Regions from separate parts of the Homo sapiens genome. Here region 1 is linked to region 2. A link is an interaction called in ENCODE POLR2A ChIA-PET data of the cell type or tissue named here. Cell type or tissue: HCT116. All regions are shown on one strand. Links, peaks and the distances in the headings refer to the core of each region. The heading gives the core; the rest is flanking DNA. Region 1 overlaps ADAMTS10 (ADAM metallopeptidase with thrombospondin type 1 motif 10). Region 2 overlaps MYO1F (myosin IF).

Region 1 (4,382 bases), core at 173-4,172, 60 kb before region 2:
CCACCCTTGACACCCCCCAACATCCTAACTTAGCTGGTAACTGCAGCACCCTCTAAGGAATTCCTAAAGAATTCTGAAGCTACTCCTCAACATCTGCTGTGACCCAGGTATCCTAACAATGATCATGGTGTCTGACATTTACTGAGCTCTCACTATGGGCTAAGCATGTGCTGTGTGTCACCATCTAAACTCCTGACAATCCTGCTAGCCCCCACGTTACAGAGGAAGGGACTGAGCCATAGCATAGGGAGGATGACTTGTCCAAGGCCACAGTTTGAGACCATGACAGAGCTGGGATTTAAATCCAGGTCTCTCATGACTCTCTAAATTTTACAAAGGGGCAGGGGAGGGGAGGAGCTGTCAAAATATCAAGCTTGGGCTGGCACTGGCTATATGTTGAATTGAGCCTTCCTTTTAGTTTTTGAAGGAACATCTTTCAGGCCATCTTGGCAAAGGGGGATTTATTTACTAAATGTGAACTGGTTAATATATGTAAAGGGTTCAGCCTGGTGCCTGGTCCAGAGATAGTGGTGGTCATTGTTACCCCATAATGGCATTGGTGCAAGTCCTTTCTTATCTATCCTGTCACGTGCCTCATAGCCATTTATATAGGCAAGACAGGCATTAGGCTGCCCATCTTGTAGATGAGTAAACTGAGGCCCAGAGAGGGGAAATATATTGCAAGTTGGTAGCAGAATTGAGGTCTCTGCACAACTCAAATATGCCACAGTGCCTCCTTGTGGAGAGGAGGACAAAAGCAGAGCTGAAATCATTATCTTGAAGAGGTGTCAGAAGTGGGATTGCGACAGGACTGATGTGATATTTTTAGATATGGCCAAGAGGACACAGTCTGAGTTTTTAGCTGAGAAATGTCCTCTATAAGGCAGAAGGCAGAGATTCTAGAGGACCTTTGAGGGAGAATGTATTTGAGAACAACTCTTCCAGCTTCTTACATATGTACAGGTATCTCTCAGGGGCTGACCTAGGAAGGGTCCTTTCCTGTGGCCATTGATCGATCCAGTCCCACATCTGGAAAGCTTACAAGAATTGGGTTCAAAGCGGGGATTACACTTGATAATTACAGAAGGACCACCTACTTCTTAGAGGAAAGACGCTGGGAGGTTGCTTAGGATGTGGGCCAAGAGGGTCAGAGAGGACCACCTACTTTTTAGAGGAAAGACGCTGGGAGGTTGCTTAGGATGTGGGCCAAGAGGGTCAGAGATTTTGCTTCACCTGAACTCACTGGGGCTTCTCCAGGGATATTAACCTGGACTTTAAGAGTCAGAGTGAGTCCCTGGGACTAGTTCAGCCCATCCAGGATTCAGACGGGAAGAAGGTGGGGCTGATTTTTCACCTGGAGAAAGAGAGGCATGTCCCACACAGACCTAACTCGGCATTGTCCCCTCCCAAACTCCCACCCCTCCACATAGCTTAAAAGTGTTGGGGGCTTCTCCAGTTTAGATGGGGGAACAAAGAGAACCAACAGCTGGAAAAAACTAGAGATGAGGCCGTTGGCCTAGTCATCATCCAGGCCGATTTCTCAGAACCACCACTTTCTCTTCGGCTACTTTGCCCATCCCATAAAAGAACCCCAAATCCTTCCTGTTCATTCCTCAGCAGTTCCCACGTTTCCTTCCAGAAACTCAGAAGGCACCAGGAACTGAATTGCAAAGTTCGTTAGAGCACAGACTCTGAATTAAAGAGCTGGGTTAAACTCCAGGCTATTCCCTTAGTAGCTGTGTGACCTTACCTGTCTGAAGCTTGGTTTTCTCCCAGTAAGATGGGGTAGTACTGCCTAAAGAGGTATATGGCATGTATAAAGTGCTCCATAAATGGAGCTTATTGGGAGAGTATAAGTCACAGGCCATGCCCCGCAAGGGGATGCACGAAGACCCACCGCGAGCCAGGAAGGGAGCACCGGGCTCTCTGCTCTGGGACCGGCAGTGAGCCGGACATCTGGGTCCTCCCAAGCCGGGCGGGCTGCCCCAGGGAGGAAGGGAGGGGGGCGAGCCTGAGCGGGCACCTCGGCCCGCAGGAGGTCTGCAGCGAGCTGTGGTGTCTGAGCAAGAGCAACCGGTGCATCACCAACAGCATCCCGGCCGCCGAGGGCACGCTGTGCCAGACGCACACCATCGACAAGGGGGTGAGCGCCGGCCAGGGCCCCCAACTGGGCCACGCCCCCTGAGCCACCTCCCGCGTTGGCCACGCCTACCCGCCTGTCCTTCGGCCTATTATCTGCTCCCTCCCACATTGGCCACGCCCGCCATTTGTGCTCCCTCGGCTGTGGCCACGCCTACTGCTTGCTCCTTCCCGCGTTGGCCACGCCCACCGTCTATGCGTCCCTTGGTTCTGGCCACGCCTACTGTTTAACTCCCTCCCGCGTTGGCCACGCCCACCGTGTAATGATTCCCACGGCTCTGGCCACGCCTACTGTTTGCTCTCTCCCTCATTGGCCACGCCCATCCCCTGTGCTGCCCTCGGCTCTGGCCACGCCTACTGCCTGTAGACCTCCCCTCCCCAGCCTGAAGCCACGCCCCACCTCGTCTCCACGCTTATCGTGGTCCTGTCTACACCCCTCCCCGTTAAGCACCCTGTGCTCAGGCCACGCCTCTCGCTTGTACCTGGTCTGTCTCCCAGACCACTCTCCTACGTAACCTGACTCTGTTCGCATGTTCAGACCCCGCCTCTGCCCATCCCGGAGAGGCTGATATCTCTGGCTGGGGCCTGGAGTGGGGAACGGTGCATGGGGCCGACGAGTGTCCTCCGGGCTGGACTCACTCCTTCCTGTCTCCCCCCACCCAGTGGTGCTACAAACGGGTCTGTGTCCCCTTTGGGTCGCGCCCAGAGGGTGTGGACGGAGCCTGGGGGCCGTGGACTCCATGGGGCGACTGCAGCCGGACCTGTGGCGGCGGCGTGTCCTCTTCTAGCCGTCACTGCGACAGCCCCAGGTCAGCCCTCAGGACCCCCACCCGGGAGGGCAGCGCGACCCCTGCCCCCATCGCCCACTGCCTCATCCCTCTCCTATCCCACCACCCTTTCCAGGCCAACCATCGGGGGCAAGTACTGTCTGGGTGAGAGAAGGCGGCACCGCTCCTGCAACACGGATGTGAGTTCCCCCAAACCCCTTGAGGGGTGGGGGGAGGAAGCATTAAAAACAGCTATCAGAGGCCGGGCACCGTGGCTCACGCCTGTAATCCCAACACTTTGGGAGGCCAAGGCAGGCGGATCACGAGGTCAGGAGATCGAGACCATCCTGGCTAACATAGTGAAACCCCGTCTCTACTAAAAATACAAAAATTAGCTGGGCGTGGTGGCAGGCGCCTGTAATCCCAGCTACTCGGGAGGCTGAGGCAGGAGAATCGCTTGAACCCGGGAGGCGGAGGCTGCAGTGAGCCGAGATCGCACCACTGCACTCCAGCCTGGGTGACAGAGCGAAACTCCATCTCAAAAAAAAAAAAAAAAACAAAAACGCTATCAGAGTGCTTCATCCAGGCACCTGCTGCCTCCTGGGGAACCTGCAGCCGCCACCCCTCTCTTCCCTCCTCTCCCTGACCCCCACCACCTTCTCGTCCCCAACCCCTCCTCCTTAAAGACCTGGCTCCTTCCAGCTCTCTTTTCCTCCTACATTTAGACTACAAGCCCCCACCTTGAAATCACTGCTTGGCCCTCACAACCCCCTACCATCCAGTCTCTCCCCTCCCTTTACAGCCCAACTTCCCCTGAAGAGTCCTACCCCTGCCTTCTGTCATCCCCCAAAGTTGTAGCTGAAGCTTCCTCTCACCAAACCCAGTGACAGGTGTCTGTCCTCTGCTTGTGCCCTCAGCTGACCTGCAACCATCAGTGAGCAGTGAGAAGTTTACTGGGGAGGGGGTGTTTTAGAGGGCAGTGAGAGCTTTGGACTTTTCAGCCTCCCAGCTGGGGGGAACCAGGTCTTCAGAGAATCCACATGCTAGCACTTTCTATAAACCCTGATCCCTTCCAGACCTTCTCTCTCAAGAAAGACTCCATGTGGCCAGGTGCAGTGGCTCACACCTATAATCCCAGCACTTTGGGAGGCTGAGGCAGGCAGATCACCTGAGGTCAGGAGTTCGAGACCATCCTGGCCAACATGGCAAAACCCCATCTCTACTAAAAATACAAAAATTAGGCCGGATGAGGTGGCTCATGCCTGCAATCCCAGCACTTTGGGAGGCCGAGGCGGGTCAATCACCTGAGGTCAGGAGTTCGAGACCAGCCTGGCTAACATGGTGAAACCCCGTCTCTACTAAAAATACAAAAAATTAGCCAGGCGTGGTGGCACGCGCCTGTAGTCCCAGCTACTTGGGAGGCTGAGGCAGGAGAATCACTTGAATCCAGGAAGCGGAGGTTGCAGTGAGCCGAGA
Region 2 (4,382 bases), core at 259-4,258:
AGAAAGAAAATAATCCTGATGAAAATAATCTTGCTGGCCAGGCGCACTGGCTCACACCTGTAATCTCAGCAATTTGGGAGGCTGAGGTGGATGGATCACTTGAGGTCAGGAGTTTGAGACCAGCCTGGCCAACATGGTGAAACCCCTTCTCTATTAAAAGTACAAAAATTAGCTGGGCGTGGTGGTGCACACCTGTAATACCAGCTACTCAGGAGGCTGAGGCAGGAAAATCACTTTAACCCAGGAGGCAGAGGCTGAAGTGAGCCAAGATCGTGCCACTGCACTCAAGCCTGGGCAACAGTAATTTAATTTTAGTAAAATAAGCTGGGTGCAGTGGCTCACGCCTATAATCTCAACACTTTGGGAAGCCGAGGCGAGTGGATCACGAGGTCAGGAGTTCAAGACCAGCCCGACCAACATGGTGAAACCCCGTCTCTTCTACAAATACAAAAAATTAGCCAAGTGTGGTGGTGCGCACCTGTAATCCCAGCTACTCAGGAGGCTGAGGCAGGAGAATCACTCAAACCCAGGAGGCAGAGGTTGCAGTGAGCCGAGATCGCACCACTGCACTCTAGCCTGGGCAACAGAGTGAGACTCCATCTCAAAAAAAAAAAAATTAGTAAAATGAAAATAGAAGAAAAGGCCAGGCACGGTGGCTCACAACTGTAATCCCAGCACTTTGGGAGGCCAGGGTGGTGGATCACTTGAGGTTAGGAGTTCGAGACCAGCCTGGCCAACATGGGGAAACCCCATCTCTACTAAAAATACAAAATAAGCCGGGCATGGTGACACGTGCCTGTAATCCCAGCTACCTGGGAGGCTGAGGCAGGAGAATTGCTCGAACCTGGGAGGCAGAGGTTGCAGTGAGCTGAGATTGCGCCACTGCACTCCAGCCTGGGGGACAAAGTGAGACTCTGAAAAAAAGAAAAGAAAAGAAAAGAAAAATAGCCAACGGTTTAACTGTGCTATATTTAAAAAGTAATCAAGAAATTAAATTAGCTTAATGGAGTTGGAGCCTTTCTCAACCAAAAATGCATTCATGTTGGGATGAATTTTTTTTTTTTTTTTTAGACAGAGTCTCGCTCTGTCACCCAGGCTAAAGTGGAATGGCGCAATCTTGGCTCACTGCAACCTCCACCTTCCTGGTTCAAGCAATTCTCCTGCCTCAGCCTCCCAAGTAGCTGGAATTACAGGCACCCGCCACCACACCAGGCTAATTTTTGTGTTTTTAATAGAGATGGGTTTTCACCCTGTTGGCCAGGCTGGTCTCCTGACCTCAAGTGATCTGCCCACCTCAGCCTCCCAAAGTGCTGGGATTATATGCATGAGCCACCGCGCCCGGCCCCTATTTTGATTTTCTTATGAACATGGTTTGGGCCATCCTCAAACATTTTATCTGCCTGTTGGCCTTTGTGGCCCAGCATCCCAGGTATGTTATAATAGTCTGCTGGGACAGCTGAAACAAAGTTCCACAAACTCCATGGCTTAACACAACAGCAATTTATTCTCTCACAGTTCCGCAGGTCAGAAGTCCAAAATCAAGGTGTTGGCATGGCCATACTCTCTAAAGGTTTTAAAGAAGAATCTGAGGCTAAGCGTGCTGGCTCACGCCTGTAATTCCCAGCACTTTGGGAGGCCGAGGCAGGCGGATCATGAGGTCAGGAGATTGAGACCACCCTGGCTAACACAGCAAAACTATGTCTCTACTAAAAAAATACAAAAAAGTTAGCCAGGCATGGTGGCGGGCGCCTGTAGTCCCAGCTACTCGGGAGGCTGAGGCAGGAGAATGGCGTGAACCCAGGAGACGGAGCTTGCAGTGAGCCAAGATCGCACCACTGCACTCCAGCCTGAGCGACAGAGCAAGACTCCGTCTCAAAAAAAAAAAAAAAGAAGAAGAAGAAGAAGAAGAAGAATCTGAGGCTGGGCACGCTGGCTCACGCCTGTAATCCCAGCACTTTGGGAGGTCAAGGCTGGTAGATTCCTTGAGCCCAGGAGTTCCAGACGAGTCTGGACAACATGGCAAAACCCCAACTCTACCTCTCTACCAAAAAAATATATATATAATAATACCATAATTAGCCTTGAGTGGCTGAGGTGGGAGGATCCCTTGAGCCCGGGAGCCGAGATCGCACCACTGCACTCCAGCCTGGGAAACAGAGCAAGACCCTGTCTCTGAAAAAATTAAAACTATTTTGGTCAGCAGAGCAGGGAGCAAGGCTCTTAGCAGCAATGTGCTACCTATGGACTTGGGAAAGCACTCTGGGTGAAGTGCTAATTTTTCTAAATAAAGCCCAATTGTGTGTGTGTGTGTGTGTGTGTGTGTGTGTGTGTGTGTGTGTGTGTATTTTTTTTTTTTTCTGAGACAGGATCTCACTCTATCTCCCAGGCTGGAGTGCAGTCGCACAATCACAGCTCACTGCAGCCTCAACCTCCTGGGCTCAAAGAATCCTCCCACCTCACCCTCCGGAATAGCTGGGACTACACATGCGTGCCATCACCCTCAGCTAATTTTTGCTTAGTTTTTGTAGAGACGGGGTCTTTCTATGTTGCCCAGGCTGGTCTTGAACTCCTGGGCTCAACAATGCTCCCACCTTAGCCTCCCAAACTGCTGGGATTAGAGGCATGAGCCACCGCACCCAGCCTATATTTGCATTATTTCCCATCTTCACTAATTGACAATATTGTCCCTTTGATCACAGTTTCTCTTTGAAGTAGGATGTTTCTCAAGCATCTGCCCTATTCCAGTTAATCATTCTATTCTCTGACAGGCATGCTATTGTTTTTATTACTATAGATTTACAGTATTTTAATATCCAGTAGGTTCCTCACCTTGTTCACCTGCTGTTATTACAAATGAGTAGACATTCCTCTTAGACTTTGTACTTTGACTTGCTGTAATGTAATTCATTCTCTAAGTCCCCTCTGGGTCTAGACTTTTACAACTCAAAACCCTTTTCTCTGCTTTCTGCAAAAGCTTCCTTTCTGGGCCTGCTACGGATGGCTGTGCAGGTTGTACACTGCCCAACCACACGGTTGCTAGTCACATCACAGTTCTACACATCAGATTTTCTTTTTCTTTCTTTTTTTTTTTGAGATGGAGTTTCATTCTTTTCTTTTTTCAGGGGTCGGGGGACTGAGTCTCACTCTGTCGCCCAGGCTGGAGTGCAGTGGCGCAATCTCCGCTCACTGCAACCACCACCTCCCGAGTTCAAGCGATTCTCCTGCCTCAGCCTCCCGAGTAGCTGGGATGACAGGCATGCGCCACCACACCCGGCTAACTTTTGTATTATTAGTAGAGACGGGGTTTCACCATGTTGGCCAGGCTGGTCTCAAACTCTTGACCTCAGGTGATCCGCCCACCTCGGCCTCCCAAAATGCTGGGATTACAGGCTTGAGCCACTGCACCCGGCCACATTTTCATATTTACTGTATTTTATTGGTTTTCCAAGATGCACACTGGTTCCTATTTCTACCATCTCTGACACGGCAGTGTACCTCGTGGATAGTGTCGAGTAACAGTGTAAGAAACCGTGACATCATACCGTTTCTTGCAAAAGCACACAGGTAGTAAGTGGCACAGCTGTGATCTGAAGCTAGTGACTCACTGTTATCATGTAAGGCAGAAGTGTGTACCCCACATGGGGAGAGACGCACAGGGAGGTCCAGTCATTTGGAGGAAGATAAAAATTTTTCCAGCCTGGGCAACATGGCAAGACCACATCACCACAAAATTAGCTGGGCATGGTGGCTCACAGCTGTAGTCCCAGCTACTCAGGAGGCAGAGGTGGGAGGATCACTTGAACCCAAGAGGTTGAAGCTGCAGTGAGCTATGACTGCACCACCACACTCCAGTCTGGGCGACGGAGCGAGACCCTGTCTTTTTCTTTTTTTCTTTTTTTGAGATGAAGTTTTGCTCTTGTTGCCCAGGCTGGAGTGCAATGGCACAATCTCAGCTCACCGCAACCTCCAACTCCCAGGTTCAAGTGATTCTCCTGCCTCAGCCTCCTGAGTAGCTGGTATTACAGGCATGTGCCACCATGCCCGGCTAATTTTATGTTTTTAGTAAAGACAGGGTTTCTCCATGTTGATCAGGCTGGTCTCAAACTCCCGACCTCAGGCGATCTTCCCGCCTCAGCCTCCCAAGGCGCTGGGATTATAGGCATGAGCCACCAGCTTTTTTTGTTTTTGTTTTTTGTCTTTTTGAGATGGAGTTTCACTCTTGTTGTCCAGGCTGGAGTGCAATGGCGCGATCTCAGCTCACTGCAACCTCCGCCTCCCGGGTTCAAGTGATTCTCCTGCCTCAGGCTCCCGAGTAGCTGGGATCACAGGCATCTACCACCATGCCCAGCTAATTTCTTTTTGTATTTTTAGTAGAGATGGGG

What was found. ChIA-PET counts read pairs that join two places held together with the same protein. Peaks named below come from ENCODE experiments on the same cell type or tissue, not always from the same donor. Only the 100,000 strongest peaks of a DNase experiment are listed, where the experiment ranks them.
Region 1: POLR2A ChIA-PET joins it to region 2 with 5 read pairs; 10 of 35 experiments call an interaction of 5 or more read pairs at or near these places.

Annotation. Positions count from the first base shown.
Region 1 is chr19:8,590,524-8,594,905 of GRCh38, reverse strand. ADAMTS10 (ADAM metallopeptidase with thrombospondin type 1 motif 10) reads left to right here. Exons shown (of 26, transcript NM_030957.4): 13 at 2,036-2,143; 14 at 2,803-2,948; 15 at 3,043-3,106. Among named protein-coding and RNA genes, the nearest start is that of MYO1F, 15 kb to the right of the region's middle. RefSeq lists an enhancer at 2,507-3,105. In HCT116, for the core only: a CTCF peak has its summit at 725 (motif pointing left); a DNase peak (open chromatin) is centred at 2,404.
Region 2 is chr19:8,530,865-8,535,246 of GRCh38, reverse strand. All of the region lies in intron 19 of MYO1F (myosin IF), which reads left to right. All of the region lies in intron 1 of LOC124904633 (a long non-coding RNA gene), which reads right to left. Among named protein-coding and RNA genes, the nearest start is that of ZNF414, 19 kb to the right of the region's middle. In HCT116, for the core only: no CTCF peak of the experiment used is centred there; no DNase peak of the experiment used is centred there.